Linked DNA regions of Homo sapiens: region 2 is linked to region 1. The links are chromatin loops, found by intact Hi-C in ENCODE. Cell type or tissue: HepG2. All regions are shown on one strand. Links, peaks and the distances in the headings refer to the core of each region. The heading gives the core; the rest is flanking DNA. Region 1 has its middle 72 kb from the start of MAMDC2. Region 2 overlaps KLF9-DT (KLF9 divergent transcript).

Evidence for each region. Peaks named below come from ENCODE experiments on the same cell type or tissue, not always from the same donor. Only the 100,000 strongest peaks of a DNase experiment are listed, where the experiment ranks them.
Region 2: it touches region 1 in a loop (9-fold over the local background); 3 of 110 quality-filtered maps call a loop at or near these places.

The regions. Positions count from the first base shown.
Region 1 is chr9:69,963,402-69,979,659 of GRCh38, reverse strand. No RefSeq gene overlaps it. Among named protein-coding and RNA genes, the nearest start is that of MAMDC2, 72 kb to the left of the region's middle. In HepG2, for the core only: a CTCF peak has its summit at 7,562 (motif pointing left); a DNase peak (open chromatin) is centred at 7,549; H3K27me3 peaks cover 1,301 bases.
Region 2 is chr9:70,476,748-70,493,005 of GRCh38, reverse strand. The region is part of intron 3 of KLF9-DT (KLF9 divergent transcript); the gene reads right to left. Among named protein-coding and RNA genes, the nearest start is that of KLF9, 70 kb to the right of the region's middle. RefSeq lists an enhancer at 7,327-7,633. In HepG2, for the core only: a CTCF peak has its summit at 8,284 (motif pointing right); a DNase peak (open chromatin) is centred at 8,285; H3K4me3 peaks cover 381 bases; H3K27me3 peaks cover 2,150 bases.

The DNA.
Region 1 (16,258 bases), core at 2,818-10,817:
TGAGATTTAAGGAACTTAAAGGCAATTTTGTCTAGATTATACTGCTGCCTTAGTGCCTTTTGAACCTAATCCCACATAATTGGTAACCTCATTATATCCCAAAACTGAACCCATAACTTCTGAAGCTAATGGACTTCTCCCTTGTGCTTCACTCTTTCATCACAAGTGCCACCATTTCCCCAACACGAGCTTGGGAACTTAGAATCCTCATTAACTTAAGCCATTCCTGCATGAACAAAATTCAGTTTGGAACAGGCATACATGCAAGAGACTGTGCTAGATGTTGCGGGCGATAAAAGGAAACATGTACAACAGTACCTGACCTCAACAAGCCTGAAATTGGGTAGAGTGAGACACATGTACACATGAAAAGTCAGGTAAGGGCTGAATGGCTATGGAATTCACTCTGGGCATGGGTGAAGGGGAAGACCTTGGGCAGCAAGGTAGCCATGTAGAATACCATGCAGACACCACCTTGCAAGCACGATAAGAGCAAAGGTTGAGACGTATGCAAGAGACCAAGAGAGCTATCTCCAGGTAAGCAGCAAGGCCTCCGAATTTTGCCTTCATTACACTCTGTGCAGCTGTTCCTTCCTTTCTCTAGTTTTTACTGCCTGCTCATTCCAGGTTTGAATTGTAATCATAGCCACTGTTAGCGTTCATTGAGCACTACAATGTGCCAGGAACTGTTCTAAGCACTTCATATATATATTTTATTTATTTATTTATTTATTTATTTTGAGATGGAGTTTCGCTCTTGTTGCCCAGGCTGGAGTACAATGGTGCAATCTCAGCTCACCACAACCTCTGCCTCCTGGGTTCAAGCAATTCTTCTGCCTCAGCCTCCCAAGTAGCTAGGATTACAGGCCTGCGCCACCACTCCTGGCTAATTTTGTATTTTTAGTAGAGACAGGTTTTCTCCATGTTGGTCAGGCTGGTCTTGAACTCCTGACCTCGGGTGATCCACCTGCCTTGGCCTCCCAAAGTGCTAGGATTACAGGCATGAGTCACTGTACCTGGCCCCACTTCATATATATTTAATGTATTTAATCCTCCTCACAACTTAATAAGGTAGATAATATTATTATCCACATTTTACAGATGAGAAAACAGAGGCACAGAGAGGTAAAGAATCATGCCCAAAGTTAAATGCCCAGGAAATTGAAGACCAGCATTCTGTCCCAGTCCTGGTTTCAGATCCTAAACACTTATCCACCCAGTCCACGACTTTCCATTGCATTGCCTCCATAACATTTAAAATCTCAGATCTATCCTCCAAAGTACAACTCTCATCCACTCTCTCATCCCACTTATGAGTGCTTGGAACCTCTGTGTTGTCTAAGAGGTAAGGCTCACAATCTTTAGACTGGGAATTCAAGAGCCTAGCCTTACCATCTGCCTCTGCCCATCCTGCCAATATGGTTTTCTCACATATTCTCCAATAAGAGCCCTCTCTTCTCACCAGTAGGTCTGTTCATTGGCCCTGGAAGACATCCTGCGTGTTTATATCTCCTGGACCCATAATCGCAGATATGGCTTCCAGCACCCGTCAGATTACACCATGTTGTGTACTGAACAAAACTGGGCATCAACTCCAGCAGCAGGCGGACCAGGGCAGATCTGAAGGCCTGGCTTCCAAAAATGCAACCCAAGGTTAAATTGTAGTTAGACTACACTCTTCCTAATTCAAATGCCATTCATCATCAACTAAAATTGCCAAGTATAGTTTTGTTCCGAAATCAGAATTCCTGTCATTCTATGCTGCTATACAGTACTGTTGCAATTTTATTTTAACCTAATGCCAAACTTTGCATAAGTCCCTTTTCAACTTTACCTTACTAGCTTCTGTCCATTTTTCTCCAACCTGGGAAGATCTTTAAAATACTAATTCATTTTACTCACATAATAACATGGTCTTATCCACAAATCTAATAAAGATATTATTTACCTAGCCATCTATGTTGTTTAATTAAAAGTATCTTAATAGTATTTTGCCAAAGATAGCAGGGAAGACTACTTTTTTCTCAAAATGGCTGTGATGCATTAAATCAACAGCCATATAAATTGTTGATGATCCAGCCTATGTTTGTTTATCTTGCCTGCATAATTATCATAGGATGTTTTATTTAAAGATTTGTTAAATTTTTTATTTGCAGGATACAGATATATTCCTGATAATAAGCCTAATGACTTTAAACCCAAGTCACCTTATTTGGAGATAATTCTTGGTTTATCTACACGTGTTTCTGGTGATTATCTACTTTTCTAAGTGCTTGAAAACCACCCACTTGTTTAGTAATCTAATCAAAAATTTTACTGGCAATTTAATACTAAGTTTGTGCTTACTATAACACCCCTTCTAAAATTAGAAGGTGCCCAGCTCCATCTTGGGTGCCTTCCCTCTTTGCAATCATTTTCCACTTGAGCCCAGGAATTTGAGACCAGCCTGGGCAACATGGCGAAACCTCATCTCTACAAAAGATACAAGTGTCAACTTATCTACAATTAGCCTTTGGGATGCTGCGTCTGCACAGATTTGTGTCACTCAGCCATGAATGACACATGTTACACTCAGCCTTCACTACGTGTGGCTTTCCTCCCAGATTCTGTTTCTGTTCTTTCTTTAATTTTTTCTTTTTTCTTTTTTCTTTTTTCTTTTTTTTTTTTTTTTTGAGACGGAGTTTTGCTCTTGTTGCCCAGGCTGGAGTGCGGTGGCATGATCTCGGCTCACCGCAACCTCTGCCTCCTGGATTCAAGCGATTCTCCTGCCTCAGCCTCCCGAGTAGCTGGGATTACAGGCATGCACCACCACGCCTGGCTAATTTTGTATTTTTAGTAGAGACAGGGTTTCTCCATGTTGGTCAGGCTGGTCTCTAACTCCTGACCTCAGGTGGTCCTCCCGCCTCATTCTCCCAAAGTGCTGGGATTACAGGCATGAGCCATCAAGCCGGCTGTTTCTGTTCCTTCTAAATCTGGGTTTGGTTGTACCCTAAACACACTCAGTTTCTTTAATGTTTCCTCAGTGAACTTCTCATTAGAATAACCCAAGATTACAGAGTAGGCATTTCTTTTCTAAAGCTACTTATCCTTCTTAAGTGATAGTCCCTTTTAGAAACTGACTATGGGCTCACTTCGCCTTTCTTAGACTAAAAAAAAAAAAAAAAAAATCCAATGGATGTGTCTGAACATGCCCATTTGTCCGTTTCTCTGCTATTACAAATTCCAAGGTGAATCAGTCATTTCCTCCCATGCTTCCCATACCTTCTGTTTCACCAACTGGCCTTTCCTTTTGGTCAGAATTAAGTGGAAGCTCGATTCCCTTTGTCCTCTAATCAGCTGTTCCACTTTTAGCAGTAGGAGCCTCCCAGCAGATGTTTGGAGAGTTTAAAGTCATGATATCACCGCATCACTATTATAGGACCAAACAGTCCTCACCCCTCCTCACTTCTCTGTGTCTTTTCATCTCTGCACACATGCTGCCATGCACAATTCTGGAGTTTTCCACCTGGCACTTTGTTAATATCTAGTGTTCAAGTTGAGTGGGAGGGCTGGGGCTGAGAAAGCTTAGAGCACCAGCTAGACATGGATCTAGAGATGTGTCAGTAAGTGGGGTCCAAACCAACCTTCAGGTCCTGGAAGTACATGAGTAAAGGACAAACCCTCTGACTTAGTTTAGGGGAACCATGTAGTTTCAGGGACCTAAACTGCACTCCAGCTCTGGCAGTAGAGCATGTGGCCGAGATTATGGCAACCATGACATTTGCTCCATAACCACAGTGATTAGTTCAGCAGTGAGCGCATAACTTCAGTCAGACTACTTAGAGAAAACCTCAGGACTCCTGCTGGGGATGTTGGGAGGGAGCTTCTCTTGCCTCTGAGGAGAACAGGAAGCCCATAGAGCTGCTTGTAGCCATCTTAGGACCACAAGAAAATTTCGTTTTAGATGAAGTCGACACCATGGAAGGGGAAACAAAAAAATGAAAGCAATCAGGTTCTTGATAACATCATTGAGCTATAAAACCAAGGGTTCCCTTTGGCCGGCCTTCCTTTGGATTTTCAGTTCCTCTTAATATGAAGCCCATATGAGTTGGGGTTCCTATTCAAAATATGTCCTTCCATTCCATAACCAGATCCAAAGTTCTGTTTCACCAAGTTGCAACAACAACCATGAGACTGGGTTAAAATACTAAATTTATTCATTTTTTAAAATTACCATTACTCTGTTTATTAAACCCAAGCCAAAAAAAGTCATTTTTGTTTGTTTTATTTTTAATAAAAAGAGACTTGGGAAAATGTATCATTTGGAAAATGTCAATAAAGAGAGACAAAGTTGCAAGATATACAGGATTGTTAAAGGAGCAGGTGTCAGGAACTAGCCATGACTACAGGGATTTGGGCTGAGATAAAAAGAAGACACAGAATTTTCCAAGAAATAGGGTTCAAAAAAGAAGGATGAGGTAACCTACGTCAGGGATGGAGGAATCCGATGAGTTCTCACTGATGTGAAAGACAGGGTGGGAAGGCCAAGAGGCCACCCATTTGCGGGCTGGTGGGAGCAGGGCCATGACTGGCTTGGTGTTCAGAATTGATAGGATGTTAGGTGAGTCAGAAAAGGACTGAAAGACTAAGAGAATAAAGAATGACTGGACGCTGAGAGGTGATGCAGGGAGAGAAGGTGAGTCTGGCAAAACTGAAGGAGTGGAAAGGTGGAGGCAACACCCTGTGATCAGAGTCGGCTCTGAGCTCCAGCCACTTAAGGACATGTTCATCTTCTGCTCCCTGCTTTGCCTCTATGAACACTACAATAAGTATGATGAATTATTCTCTCCAAATGCTGTATTTCCCTAATATGATCCCCCTACGCCCTTGTTTCCATGGCCTCTGTCTCAGTCTTAGGCACAAACATGTCATACCTGGGCAGTGGGTGGCAGAAACTGGATCATTTAGTCAAATGTTGATGGTATATGTGAAGTTTCATCCCCCTTCCCCTGCCCCAGCCACGTACATGAACATCCCTTCAGTCCTACAACCTCCACAAGAAAAAGCCTATAAAACATCTGAAGAAGCTTTATGGTTCTCTTCCCTCCCAATTCCATGTTACTCCATGGTAGGAAAAGCAACTTGTACAAACCTCAAAGGGCCACAGAGATTATCTACACCACTTCTCTACCTTTGAAATCGGTGAAACTGAGGCCCAGAGAAATACAGATACTCACACAGTCAGCTAGTGGTCAAGCTGGCATGAACACTGCAGTGCCCTGAGCTGTAGCCCAGCATCTGTCTCTCCACACAATGAGGGCCTCTTCATCTTTGGAATTCTCACCTCTTTTTACATCAAACAAAACTTGGCTTAAGACCCATGATTTGCCGGGTGTGGTGGCTCACGCCTGTAATCCCAGCACTTTGGGAGGCCGAGGTGGGTGGCTCGCCTAAGGTCAGGAGTTCGAGACAAGCCTGACCTCGGGGTCTCAAATAGAGACCCCGTCTCTACTAAAAATACAAAAACTAGCTAGGTGTGGTGGTGGGCACCTGTAATCCCAGCTACTCAGGAGGCTGAGGCAGGAGAATCGCTTGAACCCGGGAGGCAGAGGTTGGAGTGAGCTGAGATCACGCCATTGCACTCCAGCCTGGGCAACAAGAGTGAAACTCTGCCTCAAAAGACAACAACAACGACAACAAAAAACCCTCATTTATATCAAAATCCATCCTTGTTTCAACATGATTCCTGTGTTTGGGGTGTGTCGGAGGTCGGCGGTGGGGGGTGTATTTCAGTCTCTCTCCCCACTAGAGTAGAAGTCTCTCCAGGCATAAACCACCTCCCTGCCTCTCGCACTTCTCTGTCCATTTAAATCAGTCCAGTTCCATACCCCACCCTGGGACTATAAGTCCTGAAGAGACAGGGACTGTCTTACTAATCTTTTTGTCCTTGGGTCCTAGGAGAGTACCTGGCACACAGTAAGCGCTCAGTAAAAGCTTATCTGATAAAAACAGCTCTGTGTCCCAGCACAGGGGCTCGTGCCTATAATCCCAGCACTTTGGGAGGCCGAGGTGGGTGGATCACCTGAGGTCAGGAGTTCGAGACTAGCCTGGCCAACATGGTGAAACCCCAACTCTACTAAAAATACAAAAAATTAGCCAGGCGTGGTGGCAGATGCCTGTAATCCCAGCTACTAGGGAGGCTGAGGCAGGAGAATCACTTGAACCTGGGAGGTGGAGGTTACAGTGAGCCGAGATTGCACCATTGCACTCCAGCCTGGGAAACAAGAGCGAAACTCTGTACCAAAAAAAAAAAAAAAGAAAAGAAAAAGGAAAAAAGAAAGAAAACAGCTCTGTGAAACTGTAGAGTACATGGCCACAAATATTGACTGCTGATTTCATATTCTTTATCATCCATCCAGTACCTCAAGCAGTAGAAGAAGCAGGTAAAAGTTAGTTTCCAGAAATAGTTTAGCAGTTCTTCAAAAAGTCAAACATAGAATATCATATGACCCAGCAATCCCACTCCTAGGTTTATGCCCAAAACCCTTGTATAGATTCACTTCACTCTGCTTATCCAGTCATCAGTCAGTGGGCATCTGAGTTGTTAACCCTGTCTTTTGGCTGCTGTGAACAATGCTGCTGGGAACTTTTATATATGAACGTATGTGTGAGCAGATATTTTCAACTCTCTTGAGTATATTTCTAGGAGTAGAATTGCTGGGTCATATTTGGTAATTTTTTTTTTCATATTTTTTAACTTTTTGAGGAACTGCCAAACTGTTTTCTACAGTGGCTGTACCATTTTACATTCCAGAAATATATGAAAATTTCATTTCTCCCCATCCTCACTAACACTCACTTAAAAAATATATATATATAGCCTTCTTATTGGGAATAAAGTAGTGATTTTGATTTCCCTAGTGGCTAGTGATGTTGAGCATCTTTCCATGGGCTTCTTGGTTATTTGCCTATCTTCTCTGGATAAATGTCGATTCAGATCCTTTGTCCAAGATTAAAACTGGATTGTTTGTCTTTTTGTTATTGAGTTGTAAAATTCTTTATACATTCTGGATACTAGGCCCTTATCGGATATATTATTTACAAATATTTTCTCCCATTCTGTGGGTTCTTTTTAATTTCTTGATTGTGTCTTTTGACACACAAAAGTTTTTGATTTTGATGAAGTCTTTATTCTTTCTTTCTTTCTTTCTTTCTTTCTTTCTTTCTTTCTTTCTTTCTTTCTTTCTTTCGTTGCTTCTGCTTTTTGGTCCATGAGATCTTTGAACTCCAGCTTTCACTACCAACTAGGTCACCCCTTTCTCACTTTACTTTCTGGAGAACGAATCTGGTGGGACCCTGACTAGTCAATGATTGGCTGCTCCAGGGGCTGATCAAGGGATTTGAGGACCAGGAGTAACAGAGGGGGAAGGGATTCTGTGGTCAAACAAGACCACCAAGTGTATGCTTTCAGCAAGGGGTATGAGTGAGGGATCACTCCCAAATAGGGCACGTGGGATGACCGCACTCTCCCCCTACCAAGAAAATTGTCTCCTCACTGATCTGACACCTGGCAGCTGGCTGCCACCCAGTGGCGGAAACGAGAAAGGCTTAGGGGGTGCTAGTTTACAGTTGCTAGTTAGGTGGCTACAAAAACATTTTGCTAGAAATTTCAGTTAGGTCACACGTTGGGGCAGGATGGGTCTGGCGTTTGGATTGTTTGTGACTCGGTTGGGTTTAAGTGAAAAAGGGGCTTGTCTTTCTACTTTTGAAACTGCTGTCACTGTCACCAGCGCACTGCCTCCACGTGATAGAGAGCTGCATTCTTGTAGGTAGGCATCACCGTTTTAGCTGGAGAAGTTTGCTTCATGACCCATATGTGTTTCATTTATATGCTACTTCTACTTCTTAAAAATAGATTTCTACCCTGCCAACAGCAGGCCCCTTAATTTGAGGTGATTTTCCGGCAGTGTGTTAGGACGAAGCTGTGGCTGCGAATCACAGCACACCTAACCTTTCGTCTTAAGTTTGACCTTCTTACTTCAAACTCTACACAATCAAAATAAGTAACCATAAATTGGAGAGGAAAGAGACGAATACACACAATTAATAAACTAATGATTTAGAAGTAATAACCCAGTAATAATATCAGGGTACTCTTCACCACAATTCAATTCAACTGTTGATTTGCTAATGACAGAAATCCATCTTGAATGAACTTAAATAAAAGAATGAATTTGGCAGGGCACAGTGGCTCATGCCTGTAATCCCAGCACTTTGGGAGGCAGAGGTGGGTGAATCATTTGAGGTCAGGAGTTCGAAACCAGCTTGGCCAATATGGTGAGACCCCGTTTCTACTAAAAATACATAAATTAGCTGGGCATGGTGGTGGGCGCCTGTAATCCCAGCTACTCGGGAGGCTGAGATAAGAGAATCATTTGAACCTGGGAGGTAGAGGGTTGCAGTGAGCCGAGATCGCACCATTGCACTCCAGCTTGGGCAACAGAGTGAGACCCTGTCTAAAAAAAAAAAAAAGAATTCATAGTAAAGATGTTGGAGTATCTCAAAATCAAAGGTAGGTTGGATAACAAAATGATGAGAGAGGAATGTGTGTTATGGGGCCTCATGGGTAGTGATAGCCTAAACTTGGTCTTCAACTCTTCCTCTTTCTTTCCTTATGCTTCAGTCTGTGTTGATTTCAGTCAGTCTCTCTGCAAATGAGCATTTCCACATAGTAGGAAACATAAACACTGAAAGCTCCCATATTTCATGTTGCAGTAAGGGGCTAAATCATTGCAGAAAACAGCCACCTCTCCTGCAAGTTCACGCAGAAAGCATACACCCAGGGGTCATGCTTTACCAAGTGATTCCTGCTCCCTCCACCACTCTACAATTAGGTGTTTGCAAAATCACTGGGAGAGCTGGAGATGCAGGAATTAGGCTGAGATTCCTGGACTGACTTCCAGAACAATAGTGCAGTTTCCTGCCACAGTCAGAAAGCCTCTGCTGCTCTCTGTGCAAGTGAAATGGATGGCCTATGTTCTGCTTCTTGATACCCACAAAGCTAAGAACCAACCACTGGGACTTCAGCTGCACCTGTCACAGAAAAAAAAAAAAGTCTGTGTATCATACTTGCCCCAAAACAGCCCACAATGTGAAATTCTGCCTTCCCGATCTCTCAAGGGCATTGACTGGGGTCAATTAAGTTATCAGAAAAACCAAGCTATTAAAGAATCTGGGTGATGTGTTTCATTATAGGCTGAATGTTTGTGTCCTCACCAAATTCATATGTTGAAATCTAATCCTCAGTGTGATGGTATTAGGAGGTGGAGTCTTTGGGAGGGAATTAGGTCATGAGGGTGGAACCCTCATGAATGGGATTAGTGCTCTTATAAGAAGAGGCCAGAGAGCTAGCTGGCCCTCTTTCCACCAAGTGAGGAAACAAAGAGAAGTTAGCAGTCTGCAACCCAGAAAAGACCCTCATCAGAACCCAACCATGCTGGCACCCTGATCTCAGAATTCTGGCCTCCAGAATGATGAGAAAGAGATGTTTGTCATCTAAGTCACCCAGTTGTCACAGCAGCCTGAACTGACTAAGCCTTGTTCTTTAACTTTCCTTCCTGTAATTTGCAGTCATGTTACAAGAGATTGTAATGGAGCTGAGAGAGCCCATCTGCAGTATCTGGAACAGATCCTGACTCTTTCCTTCCATTTTCAGATTTACACTTTTATGGAAGAACTCTGCTTGGAATAGACAGAGTCCTCTATCCACCCCTGGACTAAATAATGGTGACTGATGGGGAGCCACACAATTGGATAAAAGCGAGGAAGGACCACTTCAGACAGGGAGACTCCTCTGAAACCACCTGGTTGGACAGGAGTTAGGGGAAGGCCTTATGAGGCCTTCAAAGCTCTTGGTGATCTTGGCCACCTAATGACTTGTTGACTTCATCTCCTACTTCTCACCCACTTGCTCACCTTGCTCCACTTTAAGGATACCAAAGCCCATTCTTACTCCAGCTATTGGGCAGGCTGTTCTCTGTGCCTGGAACATCCTTCCCTGAGATAGCCACAGGATTCTCTTCCTTACCTCACTCAAGTCCTTGCCCAGATTTCACTTTCTCAGCAAGGCCTACCCTGACCATCCCATTTAAAATCGCAGCCTGTTTCCCTCCCCTGGCACTCACAGTTCTTCTTATCCTGCTTCATGCTAGTTTTTTCTCTATTCACACATTGCTTTCTATCATATCCTTTTTTTAATTTTTTTTTTTTTTTTTTTTTGAGATGGAGTCTCGCTCTGTCACCTAGACTGGAGTGCAATGGCACAATTTTGGCTCACTGCAACCTCCGCCTCCTGTTTTCAAGCGATTCTCCCACCTCAGCCTCCTGAGTAGCTGGGATTACAGGCGCCTGCCACCACCCACGGCTAATTTTTGCATTTTTAGCAGAGACGGGGTTTCACCATGTTGGTGAGGCTGATCTCGAACTCCTGACCGCAGGCAATCTGCCTGCCTCGGCCTCCCAAAGTGTTGGGCTTACAGGCGTGAGCCACCGCACCTGGCCTATAATATTATTTACATACTTATGCTTATTGTCTTTCTCCCCTCTCCATGATGGCAGGAACGCTATTTTTAGACAAAGGAAAATGTTCTGTGCAAAGAAAATAAGAGTTGTCTACTACAGCCAACAATTATTATGTACTGTGTGCCAGGCACCATGAAAATTTAAATGCATAAGGCATGGTTCAGGCACTCAGAAACCCCCCCAAAATATCTCCTTAAAAAGAAAAAAAAGATGGGGGGGATCTTTTTTTCTTTTTCTTTCCTTGCTTTTTTTTTTTTTTTTTTTTTTCCTGAGACAGGGACTCACTGTCACCCAGGCTAGAATGGAGTGTTGCAATCATAGCTCACTGTAGCCTCGAACTCCTGGGCTCAAGCAATCCTCCCACTTCAGCCTACCAAGTAGCTGAGACTGCAGGTGCCAGCCACCACATCTGGCTAATTTTTTTTGTTAGTTTTTTGGAGAAATGAGGTCTTGCTATGTTGCCTAGGCAGGTCTCAAACTCCTGGCCTCAGGTTATCCTCCTACCTTGGCTTCCCAAAATGCTGAGAGAAAAATCTTTGATGACGAAGTGAGAAGTGGTATGCTAAGAGGAATCATGGTTCGAAGAAGGGAGTGTATCACTTGTTCTTGTACAAACAGAGGATGCTATAGAGGGAGAAGCCCAGGCCTGAACCAGACCTTCAAAAGATGAATGAATTCAGGTAGATGGTAGAAGTAAGGAGGATATTCCAAGGAGGGATAACTGCATGAATAAAGATGTAGGATCACAGGAGTTGGGGAGAGAAAAATGTTCCCCGATTCATAAAACAAAAATTATGAGCTACAAAGAAGTAACTAATACACTAACATGTTCCCCTTCCCCATGTCCCCAGTAGTCTGTGTGTTTGTGTTTAATATTTGACCAAAACCTGCAAGGCAGTGGGTGGGAGATTTCCCCTTGGAACAGGGCATAGGAAGAATCTCTGTAAACCCTAAGCTAAGGCAAAGGCCTCACTTTATGCCTTCCTTGATGTAAAATTGCATGTGGGCAACCTAAAGTAAGAAGGTCAAGAGAAGTGCTCCTATAAAAGATCATGAAAAAAGAGGGATTGTAGAATTCCAGTCTCACTGGAGTCTAAATTAGCAGTTCTTTAATTTCAGCATGTAGACGAGTGGCCGGGGATCATGATGCATATTGGATGTGTGTGTTTCTGTGAAGCTTCCCAAAGTCCCTGATACTTTATTATCTGGAACAATTTGCTTCTCCTTCTAAACAAGTCCCATCTTATCCAAGCCCAGGAAGGCTTTGCCTTTCACCACTAAAAAGACCTCGAGAGCATCATAGTGTTTTCCTAAGAAAAGTAAAATTAAGAAAAAAAAATCTACCCTGAAGAATTACATCCCCTTCCTAGAAAGCAGAAGATGTTGCAGTCATTTTTTGTTTCAGATAGAATTCTTTTCTTCCACTCAAAAGTGGTTTGCACAACCATGGTGGGCAGAATAATGGCCCTCCACAGATGTCCTCATCCTAATCCCCAGCACCTATGAATATGTTACCTTATATGGTAAAAGGGACCTTGCAGATGTGACTAAAGACCCTGAGATGAGGTATTTTTTCTGAGTTATCCAGATGGGCCCAATCACACGAGTTAGCAAAATCTGGGAGCCTTTCCCACTGGTCAGAGGGAATGTGACCACAGAAGAAGGGCCCAGAGATACAGCATTGCTAGCTTTGAAGACAGAAGAGACCATCAGTCAAAGAATGGAGATGTCCTTTAGGAGCTAAAAAGGCAAAGAAACATATTCTCTCCTAGGGCTTCCAGAAAGGAAAACAGCCCTCACCTTGATTTTAGCCCAGTGAGACCCGTGGCAGATTTCTAACCTCCAGAACTCCAAGATAATACATTTGAGATGGCCAGGTGCACTGGCACACATCTGTAATTCTAGCTACTCGAGAAGCTGAGGAGGTGGGAGGATTGTTTGAGCTCAGGAGTTCATGTCCAGCCTGGGCAACACAGTGAGACCCTAGCTCTAAAAAAAATAAATAAATAAGGCCGGGCACGGTGGCTCACGCCTTCAGCACTTTGGGAGGCCAAAGCAGGCAGATCATGAGGTCAGGAGTTCAAGACCAGCCTGGCCAACACAGTGAAACCCCATCTTTACTAAAAATACAAACATTAGCCGGGCGTGGTGGTGTGTGCCTGTAGTCCCAGCTACTTGGGAGGCTGAGGCAGGAGAATCAATTGAACCCGGGAGGCAGAGGTTGTGGTGAGCCGAGATTGTGCCACTGCACTCCAGCCTGGGCAACAGAGCAAGACTCTGTCTCAAAAAATAAATAAATAAATAAATATATACATACATACATACATTTGTGTTAAGCCACTTTTTAAATTTTTACAGCAGCATTAACAATGAGTGCGATGATATAAGTGAACTTCACAGAGATTTTAAAACACACACACATAATGGCAGAAACCACATGGGACAGGGAGGGCTACTCTTCCTGGCCATTCTCTGATGACAGGTTTTCTCCCCCATCGCCTAGTAACTTGAGTGTGGAGGGAGCCCACAGTGCTCTTCTGCATGTGCTCCTTACACTCTTCAATACTGTGAAAGCAAGGACAGAAATACAAAAATAGAAATAAATGGAAAGCACACTGTTTCAAATGTTCATAAGAGGTGACTGTGTTTTGTAAACTATATTATCTCATTTCTCTTGATGTTTAGTACAGTCTTGTTGAATGTCCCAGCTTTACCACCACTGAATTTTGGAATGTTCTGGGAAATCATGTGTTCATCATTGAGCTGAAGCATTAAAAATTGAGCAGATCTCACCCATCCCAAACAGAATGGTGGTAACAATAGAAAATCATAGGGGATCCTTAAAGGAGAGATCATAGAAGACAAGATTCAGATCCACAAAGTCCAGCCATTTGACCTTTGTAGGATAATCTTCCTCCAAGGTTGGCCATGGAGGACACAAATTTTATTCAATTTGAACCTTAATATTGGGCTTTTGTGGCATTAAATTAAACAGGGAAATCCCACACCTTTTTTCCCAGAATTTTTTTCTTTCTCAAGCTCACCATCAAAAGCTATTGCTGCTTCAGTTGGCCTCTTTAAAACTTCAGTGAATAACTTTCTGATGAGGTGACTACTACTAATGTTACTCAAAACAAGCAGAACATATCACACTCATAAGAAATGTGACTGGAGTTACAACGGTCAGCCTGTCTGAGCAGAGCAACCACTGTACAGTTATCTACTTCCATGGTGCCGTGGAAAGTCCTAAGGTGTCATTCATAGTTAAATACACCATCCCAAACCAACTCATGAAATGAATGCCTATTGAGTTTTTGCTCCAGTTTACAGTGATTCCCTCTTCTCCAATGACTTCTCCCCTCACACCTCCATCCTCATGGTCATAGCTATGGAGCTCTACATAGCCTTTCGTGCAATATGAACTTTTCTAATGCCGTGGCCATCGCTGATGGGTCTGGGTTGGGCAATTGACCCAGACTGGGAAATCAGTCTCTTCTTTAGGAATTTGGAATTGGTGTGGGTGTGTGACGGAGATCTCCCTGGAGAGTCACAACAATAATATTTAGACTCAAAAGCTGTTGGAAGACTAGTTTTCCATAAAGTGAACCAGAAAAGCAGAGGAAGTTAGTTCTCTGTCTTCTACAGGAAGACAGAGAAGAGTGAAGCAGATGCAAAGTGAAGCAGACGTCTGTGTTTCAGGCCTTGGTTCCAATCTGCTCCTGGCTTAGCTCCATCTCCGACCTGCAGTATTCTAAACTACTTCTTTGGCCTTTTAATAAAGTCCTTTATGCCTGTGGGAGACCAGAATATGCCCCCACCCCAAAATGTGAACAATGGTTGAACTGAGGGCAATTAAGAAGGAGCAGATTCAGGAAAGCTCTCTGCACTCCCTTTATTTGCCTAAAAGCAGGGCATAGATTTACAAAGACAAAGGTATTCTCTCTCCCCAGGAAAAACAAGGTTAACCACTGCAGAGAACTCTGCACGTACTGACCTGCAGATGATACCAGGAGAATCTACATGAAGGAGCTTTACTGACCCACCTTTAACTGCCAGTTATTTGCCTTCCCACAATTTACTGCCCCTAGAAACTCATTTTCCTTTATCTTATCACTTTTCTAGCAATCTGTATTCTTTGTTGAAGATGCTATATAAGCTTGAATTCAAAGCCACCTCTGAGAACTATTCATTCCTGGGTGTCTCCCATGTATATGTAAAATATACATGTTAATAGACTTCTATTTGTTTTTCTCTTTTCAATCTGTATTTTGTCACCTGGGTCTGTTCAAACCAAGAACTCATGAGGGTTGAAGAAAAAATTATTTTTCTTCCTCTACAAGCCCTTTTGCTTAAGCTGGTTTGAGAGGAGTCAGTTTGGCCTGTTATTAAAAAATGCCATAGCCTTAAACAACAGAAATTTATTTCTGGAGGCTAGGAGGTCTGAGATGAGGGTGCCAGCATGGGCAGGCTCTGGTGAGGGCCCTCTTCCTGGCTGACAGACAGCTGTGTCCTCCCATGGCAGAGAGGGTGCTCTGGTCCCTTCATCTCACAAGGGCGCTTATCTCATCATGGGGTCTCCACCTTCATGATCTGAACTAACCCTCCAAATATATTGGGGATTAGGGTTTCCACATATAGATTTTGGAGAGACACAAACATTCAGCTTGTAGCAAGTAGGTTTCATTTACATTACAATAATATGTCCCGGAGAATAAAAATGAGTGCTGAGGAGCAAGTCTGAGATGCAATGACATACCTTTTGTGGACAAACAGCCTTGGCAGCCACTGTCTCACCCACCATCATTAGTGCCTCATTTCTGTTGGCAAATATGCAAGAACTAACCAGAAAAAAAGAGGCTGCTTTTACATCCCTCTTTTAAAATGCAAAGATGGAGGTTAGATATCCCCTCGGCTAGTCTCAAAAACAGCTCTCTGTTTCATTCTACTTTCTCCTGCGTACGCCTTGGGAACAGCAGTAAACCAAGGAGTTGATTGCTTTAGTCATTTACACAAACGGCTAGAACGGGAATAAATGAAAGCAAAAGCTCTTACTAGTAGGCTAAATGCCACAAAGGGCTGCCACAGACCAGCATTTACATGATAACGAATTAGCTCGTTGTGTCTCTCAAAATTAAAATATGCATTTTCTCCCCACTCCCAAAACACAGTCTCTCTCTCCTTTCCCTCACTCTCTCTCTCGCATACACAAATTCCTTATTCAGTCCTAATGCCCTGGGTCCGACACTGTCAATTCAAGGGTAGGAAGACAAACTTTCCTGAGATCACAGAAACAGTCACATGGCAGAGAAATGTCTGTCAGACCCAATAAGATGCAAAATCTGACCTGAGCTACTACAAGGCAAAAAGCCAAGGTAGGCCTTATTAATTGTTGATTTCTGGCACTGTTCTGAATAGAAAACACACTTTGGGCATGTGAAGCTTCTCTGCCATCTGACTTTGGCTGGTTCTCTTAATCAACAAAAATGAATCTGAAATACGTTTGCCTGAGCCAGTCTCATAAGTTAATTCCACACAAAGAAAACCTATTCTCTTGCACAATTTCAACAACATGTTGTATTGTTAATAAGAAATTAAATGAACCTGATTTTTTTAATGTGTCAGGAATATTTATTTCTAGAAGAACAGAAGATTACAGATCTCAAATCTAAAAATATCTATTATAAAATCTACATGTGTT
Region 2 (16,258 bases), core at 5,075-13,074, 510 kb before region 1:
ATGAGGACAGTTAAAAAGGAAGAATTCTTCCTTGTGGTTGGAACGGTATGCAGGTGAACATCTGAAAAGACCAGCAGAATCTGGATCACTAGTGGGTGGTTAACTAAGAAAGACAGCACAGACTGCTGCATTCAGCATGAAGTGAAAAGGCTCAAAAAAGGCAAAGTGATCATTGGTCTTAGAGGGGTAGCTGCACTTTGCCAGGAAAATGAGGAGTAAGCCTTCCAGAGTTCAGTCTGCCCAGTGATTTACCACCAAAGTAAGGGCCCCGAGTACAGAGCTGTGCAGGTTGTACACTGCACAGAGCCCCCCTCTCCCAACTGCCCCACTTTCCTGCAAAAAGGGTAGCAACAATTGGAATCCAGCATGCACTCCAATCACAATGCTGTGTGCCCTAGCATGCAGGTGGGTCTGCCTAGAGGAAGGGATGACTTTTTATTTGCACAATGATGCTATCCACTTGGCAAACCATGTTCCCTGGGGACTGCACTGCCTAGAGGTGGAAGGAGAGGTCTATTTCTGATTGTAAGAAAGCTGCTATCTGTGCTAACAGCAACACTGGCCAAAGTCTTCCTAATTGCTAATAATGCATTTACTCTTTGAGACCGAGGCTCCCTCTGTCACCCAGGTGGGTGTGTGCAGTGGTGCAGTCTCACCTCACTGCAAACTCCCAGGCTCAAGCCATCCTCCCACCTCAGCCCCCCAAGTAGCTGGGACTAAAAGTGCATGCCACCATGCCTGACTAATTTGTTTGTTTGTTTTTGATTTTTTGCCACAGAGTCTCACTTTGTCACCCAGGCTGAGTGCAGTGGTGAGATCACAGCTCGCTGCAAACTCCACTTCCTGTGCTCAAGCAATTCTTGTGCCTTGTTGCCCAGGCTGGTCTCGAACTCCTAAGCTCAAGTGATTTGCCCGCCTCAGCCTCCTAAAGTTCTAGGATTACAGACACGAGCTATTGTGCCTAGCTGCATTTAATCTTCATGTCTTGCCTAAGAGAACCTTGCACATAGCCAAAGTATGAGTGGGAGAAACTCAGAAAAGATGATAATAGTAATAACAACAATCCCTCTTTTTTGTTTAGCCCTTATCATTTTAAATAACACTTTCCTATCCAGAATCTCATTCAAGCCTCAGAGCAATACCAGGTTCAAACTGGGTAAAGATAGCCTTTCCCATTTAAAAATTGTGGAGCTGAGACTCAGATAGTTGGGACTGAAATCTCAGTCTTCTGATTGCAAATTCCCTGCTCTTTGCACAAGACAAACAAACAACAACAACAACAAAAAAAAACTACACATTCAGAAAAGCTTCTAGGTATATCAGCTTGGACAGCCAGAGCCTATTTTCCTGTCTCCTCGGTAACAGAACAGTGATTTTCCTCTGGGGACATGCTGCCGATCTCCGTTTATGTTCTTCAGCCTGGGGAGAGACAGGCAATTGAGGCCTGGAAATTCAAAGCATTGCCATAATGGCTAGTTCAGGAATGGGCATGCAATCCAACCAGAGCCCATGAGGGGTGAGGAGACACTTGCAGTACTTGAGACAGGAGGGAGGCCCGACTCTCTTCCATTGGTCTTAGGCATGGAAGAAGGTGTGTCTGGAGTCATTGGCTGCCGTCTTGCCCCCATGTGGAATGCGAGAAAGGCAATGTGGATGATAGGGAAGCCAAGAGACAGGGTACACGTGAAATCATTTGAACCTCTGGTTTTAGGCACACACTCCAGTACTTTTTATTTACTTGAGCCAATATTTTATTATTTAAGCAGCTCAAGTTGAAACAAAAAGTACATCATTGCAACTAAAAGTGTCACCAGGCAACTAAAATTGCATTGTCTGTCACTTGGCTGAGTCAGGTAGTTTCTTCTTCTTCTGTCTTGCTAGTCTTATGCAGATACAGGCAATGCCACTCACAGCACTGGGGAACAGCATAAGGTTTAATTGCCAAAGACTAACGCACAGAAATTCCCTCAGTGCCATGATATGGCTAATCACCATCTCTCCTCAGCAGCCTGGAAAAGTTAAGGAACGCCGCTTTGCCCAGATGCCCAATGGAGTAGCCTAGCCTGCTAGACATTGTGAGGCAACTGTGTAATGTACTAAGAATTACACCTCACTTAGTAGACATTGAGCGGTGCTCTAATTGTGCTTGGACACCTGCATCAGATGGACCCCTGACAGTGAAAAGATGGCTCCCAGTGGCAATGGAGGTTTATGCAAGAGACAGAACAAGAATCTTCTCCTTCAAGCATGGGAAATAAGTCGTCCCCTTCAGTCTGACTGATCCATCTTGGGTCATGTACTCACCATTAGATCAACAGCAGATGGCAGGAGAATGACATTCATTCATTGGCTTAGACTAACCAAGATCTATACTGGAGCTGCAAATGGTGTCAGCTTCTTCTGAGTCACAATAAGAGGAATAGAACCCCAAACTGAGATTCCGCTGAGAAGAAAGAAATAGGGACTAGAGAGCCGGGCACAGTGGCTCATGCCTGTAATCCCAGCATTTTGGCAGTCCGAGGTGGAGGTGGGTGGATCACATGAGATCAGGAGTTGAGACTAGCCTGACCAACATGGAAAAACCCCATCTCTACTAAAAATACAAAAATTAACAGGGCGTGGTGGCATGCGCCTGTAATCCCAGCTACTCAGGAGGCTGAGGCAGGAGAATCGCTTGAACTCGGGAGGCAGAGGTTGCAGTGAGCCGAGATCACGCCATTGCACTCCAGCCTGGGTGACAGAGTGAAACTCCATCTCAAAAAAAAAAAAAAAAGGAAAAGAAAAAAGAAAGAAAGAAAGAAAGAAATAGGGACTAGGTGTTGGGTAAAATCAAGAATGTCATTACAACCACTACTTGACCATGTGACCCTGGGCATATCCTCTAACTCTTTGGGCCTCGGTTCCTTGCCTGCAAATTGAAGAGAACACAATCAAGGATATCAACACTCCCTATCTACTGTAATATGCTACAACTCTAGTAACTCCTCACACAAAACAGGAAAACCAAGTAGACAGTATGGGAGGCAGGGAAATTTGAGAATGGTGGTACTTGCTGATGTTCACTCATTTCAAACTTGCTTCACTTTGGGGAAGATATCTTGACAGGACAGAGGTATGTTTAAAACTTTTTTGTAGAGGCAGGATCTCACTATGTTGCCCAGGCTGGTCTCAAATTCCTGGCCTCAAGCAATCCTCCTACCTCCATCTCCCAAAGCACTGGAATTACAGTTGCCACCAGGCCAAGCCAAAGTCAAGATTTTTACTCTCCCCAATTACAATAAAAAACAATCAAAAGAATTTTCCAGCTGTCTTTATTACAAAGTCATATTTCTTATTATTCCATATTCTCTGGCATATAGAAAAACAATTTTAGGCAATGATGATCTGTTTAAGCAAAGTCTGGATTTAGCTTTTTTCTTTTCCTGGACCTGATCAGATCAAACAACTATAGCACGTTATAAATACCTGGGAAGATTTTTAAATCCCGATGCCAGGTTATAGCCCGGACCACGTAATTCAAAATCTTGAGAGGTGAGCACCTGACCTCAATAGTTTTTCAAGCCCCCAGGTTATTCTAGTGTGCCCCAAGGCTGAGAACACTGCCTTTGAGTCTGCCATAAAATCAGTGTCTGCTGAACCCCAGTGGAGAAAGGAAGGTGAGTGCCACACTTCCCTACTCCCAACTAGAGGAAAAATAAAATTGTTGCTGGATCTTTAAAGTCTAATGATTCCTGAGATATCTGGGGGAAGGAAGGTGTTGTTCTGTCTCAGGATTCTAAGCTTTATTAATAGGAACTAGCCAGAATGGGAAGTCTCGCTCCTAAGCAGCTGTAATTAAATCATATTCTCTGATAAGATGGCCCTTCCCAACTCATCCCCCATAAAGAACTGTGGCTGGTCTTACTTCTGGAAGTGCCTCTAACCAGAGCTGTTTCTAGGGCTCCTTAGCAGAAGGTCACTGAAGTTATTTTATTATGATTTTATTACAGAAAGATTTAAGTAAAAGGGGCCAGAGAGGGCACCTGAAATATTCCAAATATTCACCAGGCAGAAGCACTTAAGAGGGACACCTTCAACTGGAGAAGCTCCAATTTGGGGCTAATCCAAGGGTGTGTCCACGTGTAGCCTGAGCCAGAGACTAAATGCAGGCACAAGAAGTCACCCCGGGCAGCCTAGGAACGTTTAAGGTGAGGCATACAAGTGATTTAGTTCAAGGCATAATCTGTTCTGTTAACAGCATTTTCAAATGTTCCCCAACCTCTGACTTCTGAGACTGACAACATTCCAAGAATCTGAGACTAAATGCTGGAGGGAAAGAAAATATTCCTACCACTAGCTTAGGAATATTGGGTCATTCCTTGAACCAGGGGTGAAGATGAGTACTTTACTGGAAACCAAAAATTTGTACTCCCTCTGCTCGATCATATCTCTAAATAATTTGAGGGCTGCGAAGCATAATTAATTACCAAAAATATGAATTAAGCAGCTACTGCTTAGGGCTGTGCAATGACTAAAAAGGTTTGGTCTCTAATTTATAGCTGGTACTTATTAAATATATGCCAATTGATTTGTAAGAATTTATCAGAGAATAAATAAAACACACACTCAGAAGCCACTACTCATGCACAGGCATTATTAAAATGAAGACTACAGTAAGTTTTCCTTTCTCTGTTGTAACCTAACCACAGCCACTTACTGTTTATAAGCCCACTACAGGCTTATAAGCACATTACTATAAATCTTGCTCAATATGAGGATCCTATCCTCTTTTTTTTTTGTCAGATCGAGTCTTGCTCTGGTTCTGTCACTCAGGCTGGAGTGCAGTGGCCCGCACCCAGCTCACTGCAACCTCGTCCTCCCAGGTTCAAGTGATTCTCGTGCCTCAGCCTCCAGAGTAGCTGAGATTACAGGTGCACGCCACCATGCCAGGCTAATTTTGTGTTTTTAGTAGAGACGGGGTTTTGTCATATTGCCCAGGCTGGTCTGGAACTCCTGGGCTCAAGCAATCCACCCACCTCAGCCTCCCAAAATACTGGGATTACAGGCATGAGCCACTGCGCCCTGTCCTTCTTTTCAGAGATGCAATACAGGCTATTTATATAAAAGGCTGACATGAGCCAGCACAGGAGTGCCAGGTATACCCCGAATGCTAAGAGGATATCAGCACCAGGCCCCAGGCTCTGTGGGAAGGATTCAATGCGGAGAAAAAAAACAGCACTTGTCTGTGACCAGAGCCATGCTAAAGCCATTGACTTACTTTCATCTTTTCTTTAAAACTATTTTTTTGACACATAATTGTACATAGTGATGAGGTACATGTGATATTTTGTTACATACATACAATATGTAATGATCAAATCAAGGTATTTAGGATATCCATCACCTCAAGTATTTATCATTCTTTGTGTTAGGAACATTTATCTTCTAGCTATTTTGTAATACACAATAAATTATTGTTAACTATAGTCACCCTACTGTGTTATCAAACACTGGAACTTACTTCTTTTATCTGACTGTATGTTTGTACCCATTAACCAACCTCTCTTCATCGTCCCTCCATCCCCAGGCTCATTTTATTTTTTATTTTTTATTTATTTATTTATTTTTGCGATGGAGTTTTGCTCTTGTCGCCCAGGCTGGAGTGCAATGGTGTGGTCTCGGCTCACTGCAACCTCCACCTCCCAGGTTCAAGCGATTCTCCTGCCTCAGCCTCCCAAGTAGCTGGGATTACAGGCACCCACCACCACACCCAGCTAATTTTGTATTTTTAGTAGAGACGGGGTTTCACCATGTTGGCCAGGCTGATTTCAAAATCCTGACCTTAGGTGATCTGCCCACCTCGGCCTCCCAAAGTGCTGGGATTACAGGTGTGAGCCACTATGCCTGGCCAGATTTATTTTAATCTTGCCCCTCAACCCAACCTCAATTGGGATGGGAATCAGTCTAGGCTAGTTGGGGTCAGGGGAACAGGTTCAAGTCAGATGCAGATAATTATAGAGCATGAAGCACACACTGCAATAATTAGAACTCTTTTAGCTGTGACTTACAGAAGCTCAACAGAAATCAATGTAACCCATAAGAGAATGTATTGGCTTCAAGGTATAGTATTAGCTGGATTGAAGTGCTCAAAAGCTGTTATCCAGAATCAATTGCTTTCCATTCCCTTACTCTCAGGATTTCTTCCATGTTGGCTTCATCTTCAGGCAGGCCCTCTCCCAGTGGTGGTAATAATAATTGCCAGAGACTGGGTACAGTGGCTCACACCTGTAATCCCAGCACTTTGGGAAGCCGAGACAGGTGAATCACTTGAGGTCAGGAGTTTGAGATCAGCCTGGCCAACATGAAACTCCCATCTCTATTAAAAATTTAAAAATCAGCCGGGTGTGGTGATATGTACCTGTAATCTCAGCTACTCAGGAGGCTGAGGCATGAGAATCACTTGAGCCTGGGAGGCAGAGGTTATAGTGGTCTGAGATCCGCACCACTGCACTCCAGCCTGGACAACAGATGAGACCCTGTGTCAAAAAAATAAAATAAGAATAATAATTGCCAGAGCTCCAGGATCACATCCTACCAGCTTAACAGCCCAGGCAGTTCTAGCAAGAGCCCAGGGCTAGTTCTCACTGGCCTAGCCACAGTCACAGACTCATCTGTGAACCAACATCTGTGACCAGGGAATGCAGTTCTCTCATGGGCCAGGCCTCGGCCTCATGCCCACTTCTCATTCAAGGAGGAAAGGTCAGCGCTGCTCATACCACAAGGACTAAGACTTAGAATAGAGTAACCAAAAGAAAATCAGGGTGTTTTCCCAGGAGAATGGAAATAAAGGGTTAAAAACAACAGCTCTCCACTGCCTTGACGGTGCTGGCCCACTTTGTGGATCCTGGAGTTATGACACCTATTCTTACCCTCACTCTCCTTAAATTTCCTGTGCCCAAAACTTAATAGGCAATTGAATAAATAGTTTTAAAATGAATCAATGAATGAATCTAGTTGAGAGCATAAAACATGAACTATTTAAATATTCCACAGTATTTGGTGATATGATCAATGTAAACTATAAAAGCAAAGATGCAAAAATAAAGGAAGGAATGAGGGGATGCCATAGGGAAGAGGTAAGGCCTGAACTGGGTCTTGAAGGATGGGGAGAAAAGGGGAGGGGAATGCGTTCCATGAAAAGTCACAATGTGGGCATAGCACTGAGATCAGACAAGTACCATGAATCCAGGGACAGAGAGAAAACTTGCCAGGCTGGGCTTCACGTGGGCAAATAATGGGAGAGGAGTGGAGGAAGGTAGGAGGGCCCACCATGAGTCTGGGGTGGCCATCTGAGGACCCAGAACTGTATCCTGTAGATGCTGGGAGGGGGCAGAAAGGAAAAGCTGGCACTGAAGGAAGAGAGAAGAGTTCAGTTTGGGACAAGATGAGGCTGCAGTGTCAGCAGGAAGCATGAAGTAGGAGAGTGATGATGACAGTGCTGCTTTGCACAGATAAGCCTGGCGGAGACACGGAGGGGGCTGGACTCTTAGGGGTGAGCACGGAGGCAGGGTGTCAGTGGGGAAGCTGCTGCCAGGTGGAGATAATGAGGGTCTAAACTCCATCCCTTCAGACTGCCTTTTCCAGCCCAGCTTCAGAGGCCCTTTCAGCAGCCCCTGCCTGCCCATTACTCTTTCTCTCTCCTGCCTGTCCTGGCTCCTGACATGATAGCATGTCAGATATTTGATTATCCAAGAAACTTCAAACTTGAGGAAGCTACACATAGAGAGGGTCTAAAGCATACGGTGCAAAGACTACGCCTTGCTAAATGACACAGAAGTCTCTTAGCAAGGCATGGCACAGAAGCATGGGTGAACCAAGGAAGATACAGCTCACTGTCCAACTCTTCAGAACGTTTTCTGAATAGCATTAAGCACTGGATTCTGCAAACCAACTGATTGAGTTTGAATGTCAGCATCACCGTTTACTGGCTGTGTGATCGTGGGCAAGTTCTTTCTCTTAGCCTTGCTATTTCTCATCCGCAAAAAGAAAGTATAATTGAACTTCCCTCAGAGGCTTAGTATTAAAACTAATTGTGTTAATAATGTATATAATGGGCCTGACTCAATAAAAGTCTATTATTATTATTTGCATCTGGGAACATCACAAGTAAACCTGTTGGTAGGACTCACCTAAACTTCCTCCCAAAGCTAAAAATCCCAACACATAAGGGAGGCCTTTGGAGATGGGGTTAAGTCCTCTCCACTGATCCTCAGGCTGAGCTGAGTCTGTCCTGAAAGATATCGACCACTAGAGGGAGAGTGGACTTCCAGAAACCACAGTCCCTCAACCCAGTGTCTTTCAAACTACGGGTTTGAAACACATTAGTGGTTGTGATACCAACTTAGTGGGACCCGACTAGCATTTTTTTAATAAAATAAAACAGAACATATCTGCATTAATTTCAGAAGATACAGGTAGATATTGTTTCATGAAGCCCTTTGCTTTAAATAATTATATAGACATGTATGTTGTTGGTCCCAAAATAAAGTATATTTCTCACTGTGAGTCATGGTCAACTATCAGGAGATCTTGAGAAACACTCCCATAAATGATGTACAGGAGAAAGCTACCTGTGTTGTTCATTCTCAAACACCAACAGGCCACATTGAGGTGAGTCATTGCTCTATGTTAAAGAAGAATCAGACACAGAAGTAGAGGTCTGGATTTAACTAACGACACTCCACATTGTTAGGAATTGTTTTCAGATTCTCTTCCTCTGGTGTTCATTAGGCACCTCTCAAGGTCTAACCTGGCTGTCCTTTTTCAGGCCTATAAATGCCCTGTGTGGCTCTCATCCTAGGTGATAGCATTTACTCCCAAGGCTTCCATTGGTTCCTCTGTGTGACTGAATCCTGAACTACCTCTTTGGCTTTTAACTCCAGATATGTATTTCCAAATGATGGCTAGAATTCTCCCCATGGATGTCCCATAGACCCCTCAAATTCAACCTGTCTGAAACCCAACTCATTATTTTCCCTTTATAAAAAGAGAAGTAAAAGACCCTGGTCCTGTATTCCTTCTCTTGGCTCCTCTCTCCTAGCAGTCACTGTATTAGGCTGTTCTTGCACTGCTATAAAGAAATACCTGAGACTGGGCAATTTATAAAGATAAAAGGTTTAACTGGCTCACAGTTCTTCAGGCTGTACAGGAAACATGATGCTGGCATCTGCTCGGCTTCTGGGAAAGCCTCAGGAAGCTTAAACAATCATGGTGGAAGGCAAAAGGGAAGCAGGCACATCACACGGCCAGAGCGGGTGCCAGAGAGAGGGAAGAGGTGCCACACACTTTTAAATGACCAGATCTCGTGAGGACTCACTCATTATTGTGAAGACCGTACCAAGAGGATCGTACTAAACCATTCCTGAGAAATCCGACCCCATGATCCAATTGCCTCCCACCAGGACCCACCTCCAACACTGGGGATTACATTTCGACATGAGATTTGGGCAGATACGGTTTGGATATCCAAACCATATCCAGTCACCCAGGTGAGAAAATTCAGTTATGGTCAAGTTTTCTTTCTCCCTCTGTCATTGCTGAGTTGAGTCATTTATCTGTCCCAGTGCCTCATCTGTCCAGTCTACTTTTCCCTCCCACTCGTACTATTTCAGATGATTTGTATATCTTCTTAGTGGTCTCCCTGTTTCCAGCCTCTCACCTTTCCCATGGATCCTTCCCATGGCCATCAGCTACCTCACCAAAACAGACTGAATCGTGTCATTCTCTCATATCATTCTGGTCTTAATAACATGCAATAACTCCCAAGAATAACCAAAATAAATAAAATATGTAAGCATGGGATTTAACTCCCAAGTCAGGAATGACAAATGATTCCATCCCAAGTGCCAATCCCAACTGATTCATTGAGAACTATGTTGAGAAGAATTCTGAGGCTTCATTCAAATTCAGGAAGAAAGGTTAGCAAGGGGCACAACAGGGGGACGTGGGTATCCCTGATCTAGGCTCAATCTATTTTTTTTTTTTTGCTTCTTCCCACATAACTCTACCAACCATTCAGCCACAAGAACTACTTATCATTACCCAAATATACCATGCAATTCTATTAACGACAAAGACTATAATTCCTTTCTTTACTGTTAGCTTACTCTTGCCTCAACTTCGTATCAGAATCCTCATCCTGTTCCTCTACCATCAGAGTTTATTATGTGTATCTCTACTGAGCATGTATCAACCTCCTTTGTATTATAAATATTATATTTTTTATTTTTTGTAGAGATGGGGGTCTCACTATGTTGCCCCAGGCTGGTCTGGAACTCCTAGGCTCAAGTGATTCTCCCATCTCAGCCTCCTAAAGTGCTGGGATTACAGATGTGAGCCACCATGCCCAGATGTCATTTGCATTTTAAATACTATGTTATGGATCATGTGTGTGAGTATGTATTTCTGCCTCTCCCACTGGACAATAAAGTCTTTGAAGGCAGTCAACATATCTTACTCATCTCTCAACCCCTAGATTCCAGTCACCAACTTAAACATAGCAAGCATTCAGGGGGGCATTTATAGAATGAATGAACTATTTAATATTCTGATGGCATGTTGACACGTGACTTTTCAACAACAAAAGTCACAGGGGGAGGCTGAGGCAGGTGGATCACGAGGTCAGGAGATCGAGACCATCCTGGCTAACACAGTGAAACCCTCTACTAAAAATACAAAAAATTAGCCAGGCATGGTGGTGGGCGCCTGTAGTCCCAGCTACTCGGGAGGCTGAGGCAGGAGAATGGTGCGAACCTGGGAGGCGAAGCTTGCAGTGAGCCAAGATCGTGCCACTGCACTCCAGCCTGGGCGACAGAGTGAGACTCCATCCCAAAAAAAAAAAAAGAAAAAGAAAAAAGTCACAGGGAATCTCTGGGAACTAGCCCCATCTCAGAGTAAGGACTCCTTTCTAGAGATTTCCTTATTACCAGCAGTCAGCAAAAACCATAAGACAGCAGCCCCAAACTATGAAGCAGGTGGTAGAACTGAGAATTTAGGAGAAAAATCTCTCATTGGTGCAACAGCATAACACTGGACACTTACGGATGACTCTGCAAGTATACAAGACAAGCCTTATGCTCCTTTCACCAATCAAGCTCGGAAGATGTGACTTTCCCTGTATCACAGGAGCACCCCTAAGTAGAAGGAGACTCAAACCCACACCTCACACTTCAGATCCACAGCTCACACTTCAAAGTTGTGCTCTTCCTGCTTCACCAGTGAGTGTTTGGTGAATTTTACTCCAAAGAAAGGAATCCACTATCATTAAAAACTAATAATAGTACATTGGAAAATCACTGCATTGCACCATTCTGTCTATGCTATAAAGGTCTCCCACTCAGATCGTCCAAGCAACCCCCTAAACAACTGGAGACTCAACCCTATGACTAGGTGAAGATGGCTTTGGTTTTTTTGGTTGTTTTTTCCTGTGGACCTCATCTAACTTGAAAGTTGTGGGTTTTGTTTGTTTGTTGTTGCTTGAGATGGGGTCTTGCTATATGAGGATGGTTTTTGAAAAGGTATTTCCAACCACCTTACTTTACCAAGCATTAACAGCTTTTCTCATTGGTCATTTATATGGAGGCCAGTGACCCAAAATCCTTACAATCAATTATTTCCAGTTATAACAGCAAACTGGGAACACTATTTGGAATATTGTAATAGCTTGAACAACTGAGAGAGAAGTCACCAGCACAAGGGGCCTTACCTTTCCTTTAAAGGAAAATAACTTTTATTACCGTTACTCCCTGAACACCTAAGAAGAAAAAAAGAAATTGAAGAGAGACAGTGACAGACTCGTTAATTTCCAAAGTTGATGCCAAGTCCTGTCTTAGAAAACGGACATCACAGGCGCTTTGCTCTTTCAGGAAGTGTAATGCTTGGGATGGTCAATTTTGAGTAGCGAAAAAGCAAATGGTCTAGGCCAAAATCCGAGAGATCACCACGATTTCAACGATTTGGGGGTTATCTTCCCTGTCTTTTCCCTCTTTGTCTGTGTGGTTCCTCAAACAAAGTGGGTTGGAAAAGTTCAAACTCAGTTCACAGAAGAGAACATTCTGTACTGGCACAACAGGCTGGGCTGCTCTGTGTAAAACAAGATCAACAGCATGATCTCAGCTGCCGCGGCGGCAGCAGCAGGCACCACGCCGCCGACCCACAGCCCGGCGTTTGAATGCAGGGCTGTCAAAGACGATCTCTGGACAGTACACTGCGAAGGTGGGGACCCACACATACACACACACACACGCACACGGTACGTCAGAAATGACTTTCTGCCCCTTGTAGTTCAATTGTTACTTCCTCTCCCCAGAGGGTCAAGAAAGTTGTTTAGATTTTTCTCTTTGGAGAGTAATTACAGCTGCAACATTTCCAAGGGAACAACCCCCTGCGTGTGCACTTCAGCTCTGGCATTGATTGGGGCTTTTCAATCTGTTTGGATGTTACTGTAATCAGATGACAGCAGTAATACTAAGTACATTGCTGCCCGGGCTTAGGGAGGGAGGCAGTGAGGGAGGAAAGAGGGGATAGAGGATCAAGTTCATTGTTACCCTAACCCCCACTCCCAGCTTTTCTATTTTCTTCTGGATCCAAAGCTTTTTCCTCCTTTGTCTAGAATTTAAAGTGCAATTCAACACATACTTATCGAGTGTTTATTTTGTGCCAGGGCCTGTCCCTAGAATAATACTAGTAGCAAGGTTGTTCTAGTGAAGTGAAATCTGGCCCTCACACCCATCAGAAGAGGAAGGACAGGAAAAGGGAAAGCTGTGTATGGAGACAGGTGGCAAGGCGGGAGGGGAGGGCTGCCAGAATGAAGGATGGACAGGCCTGAATATGGGTGGGTGTTTTAAAGTATGACAAAGCAGACATCTGGAACGGGGCTGCTTTTGCATTGCCCTTTCTACGTTGACTTCAAGCCTATTTGCAAGAGGAAAAAAATGGCAAGAATGCACAACTGCCCGCCCCAGGAGGGATGGAACTGCACCTCAGCCTTCTTTAAAGGTTCCTGTTTCCCCGCTGCTGTGGCAGGAGCAGAGACCAGCAGGAGGTGAGCAGGGCACAGAGGGGCCTCACAGAGAAACAGAAAGAGGATAATCAGGGCCTCCTAGGCAGTGGCTTTGAATCCTAATTTGTTGGGTGAACCTCAGGCAAGTTTCTCAGATTTGTGCCCATGAGTCTCTGCGCTGTCAGCTATTAACTGGGGAGAGTCTACCTATTAGTAGAACTATTGTGGGATTTAAGGAAATAATATCTCCCTTTGCTTGGCAGACACTAGGTATTTAATAAATAGTAACCATTGTTATTATTAATGTAAGTACTATTCAGAGAAAGCTGTTAACCTGGTGTCAATTAAGAATTTGCACCAATGTGACCTCTGAAATGTTTTCTTGCCCACGTATTTTCACAATTTATTTACTTAGTGAATGTCTATGGAGCACCTGTTTGTAGCCCTGTGCTCTATTCCAGGCACGGCAGGAGGCACTGGGGCAACAACAGTCTTGTCCTGGAGAGCTTCCTCACCTTTCCAGGGAGGGCAGTTTACACAGGGCAGCAAACCCTGGGTGGCAGACCAGCGCTTCCTCACTGCCTACCTTCTGTCATGTTCAAGCTTGTTTCCTCTAGGTCCAAGATCATCTCTATGATTGTGACCAGCCATCCCATAGGAAAAGAAGCTTCCAGAGATACTGGGGAACAAGGATTGTTCAGGGACAGCCCTGATGTGAGACACTTCTCAGAACTGTTCTTCCAGAATGTAAACACCCTTTCCCTTTCTCACTTCAGGACCAGAGCTCCTGCCAAGACTTTGAAAAACAAGTTACACAAGCACCTTTGGGGAGGTTGGCCATGCCACACCACAGCTGTAGCTACATGGGAGAGGAGGAGGGAGCTGGCCTCAAGGACTTAGTCAGGGACAATACTTCCACCCCTAAACACAAGTTCACAGGTCCAAGAGTCCAGTAGAACACAAGCCCTTGGACCACCACACCATGCCCCAGCCTGTGGCCCAAGGAGTCAGTCACTGAGGATAATTTCGCAGACTCCCCTGCCACCATCACTGACAGATCCCAGAGTTCAAAGAGTAATCAATCGCCTGTCATTAGAGCCAGTGCTCAGGCCCAGGTGGGGCTTTCTTGGAACTGGTCACTGGGATATCTTAAATTCTTTTTTTTTTTTTTTTTCCAGACAGGGTCTCACTCTGTCACCCAGGCTGGAGGGCAGTGGAGTGATCATGACTTGCTGCAGCCTCAACCTCCTGGGCTCAAGCAATCCTCCCACCTCAGCCTCCCAAGTAGCTAGAACCACAGGTGCACGCCACTATGCTCAGCTAATTTTTTAGTTTTTTGTAGAGACGGGGGTTTTGCCACGTTACCCAGGCTAGCCTCGAACTCCTGAGCTCAAGCAAACTCCTGGTCTTGAGGAGTTCCTGGGCTCTTTCTACCTTGGCCTCCCAAAGTGCTGGGATTACAGGCCTGAGCCACCATGCCTGGCCTTAAGTTTTTTCTTCCCTGGGGAGATCACCTCCCTTCACTTCCCTGACCAGACCTCCCTCACAGAAGGCCCTATTTAAAATTTTGGCAGCAAAGAGCCTGTCTCAAAAACACTTCTCTCCCAATTGAAGTTATTTGCCAAGGGCTAGTGCCAACTCCAGCCAGTCGTAGATGGAATTTCTCAGGCCAGAGTGTGCCTGGGGCAGTAAATGCAAAACCTTAAGGATCTGACCTGGACCAAGCTAAATAAATCCAGGGACTGGGCATGTAACCAAGATCTCAGAAGGAGTAAATGAAGGGGAGTTCTCAGAGAATTAAGCAAGAGTTTGCACCAACCCACACACACCTGGTGGGAGCAAAGACCTAACAGAATGACATTTGTTGATCACACATAATGTATCAAGTACTTTACATACATTCTCTCATTTCAACCCCACAGTAATCCTGTAGAGTAGGTGTTGATATCATCCCTGTTATAGATAAGAAACCAAGACTCAAAGAGCTTAAATAACTTGTCCGAGATCATGCAGCCATGGACATGGCAGAGCTGGCACTTAAACCCAAGTCTATCCAAGGTTGAAAGCCCAGATTCCTTTGATTACACTATTCTGCCTCCCTGTATGCAAGAATCTTCTTTCATTTTTAAAAAAGTTTTTTCAAAAGAAAATGTTTTTCAGAATTGTGCTCCAGAGACTCTTATTAGAATACAGGTAGAATCATCTTGTATATTTATCTTGATTTTTTAGAGACTGAGATCTCAAGTTGAAGTTCTGAGACCAAGTCCCACTCTCCAGTCTCATGTAGTTTACCCTATCTCAGTATACATAATCAGCAATAGTTATTGAACATCCACAAGATCTTCTACTATGTTCTATAGGGGATAGAAAGGTGAGTTAAGCATGTCTCCTGCCCTCAAGGAAATTATAGTCTGTCTGAATAGGATAGGTTGTGCTGCAGTAACAAATAACCTCTGTATCTGAATGGCCTAACGAAAAAAAGGTATGTTTACTGCCTTCACCAGATGCCCATTGTGAATCAGCTGGGTCCTCACCCGAGGACCCAGTCTAATGGGCAATCTGCCACATATCTCAAACATTGCTAATCACCATGCCAGGGGAAGGAAAGTGTGGTCGATCGCTCACCAGCTCTTAACACTTCTTCCCCTGTAAGCTTCTTTTCCAAAGGGACTCATGCCAATTCTGCTCATATTTCATTGGCCAAAGCAAATCGGCCACACACAATGCCAAGTTATATACAAACCTACCACAAGTCTGGAAGTGGAGGAAACCTTGAAAAATTTGGTGAATAGCCCTAATAATGACCATAGTCTGAGAAGAGGAATGGCTTCAAAGCCTCATCCCCCACATTCCACAACAGAGCAAGCCAAATAACTAAGTGCCCTTAGAGTGGGTGCTTTCAAGGCTTATATATATCCCAAGGACTCAACAGAGATTCATGCCTGGGCTAGAGACCTCAATGAAGTATCCTGAGGGGTAAGGCCTATGTTGAGTCTTGAAGAGTGGGAAGGATTTGGCTGGACCTGCAAGACCAGACGAGTTACATCCACCTTCAATTTCAATAGGGTGATGGTAACCCACCACCAATCACCCTCATAAATGACATAGATTACTCCAGGCATGAAGGGACAACCCAAAGGAACACCTGAAGGAAAGAATATGCAGTGTGGGCTTAAGGGAAAGAAGGTCCATCATTGCTGAGCAGAGTGCTGGAGTCAA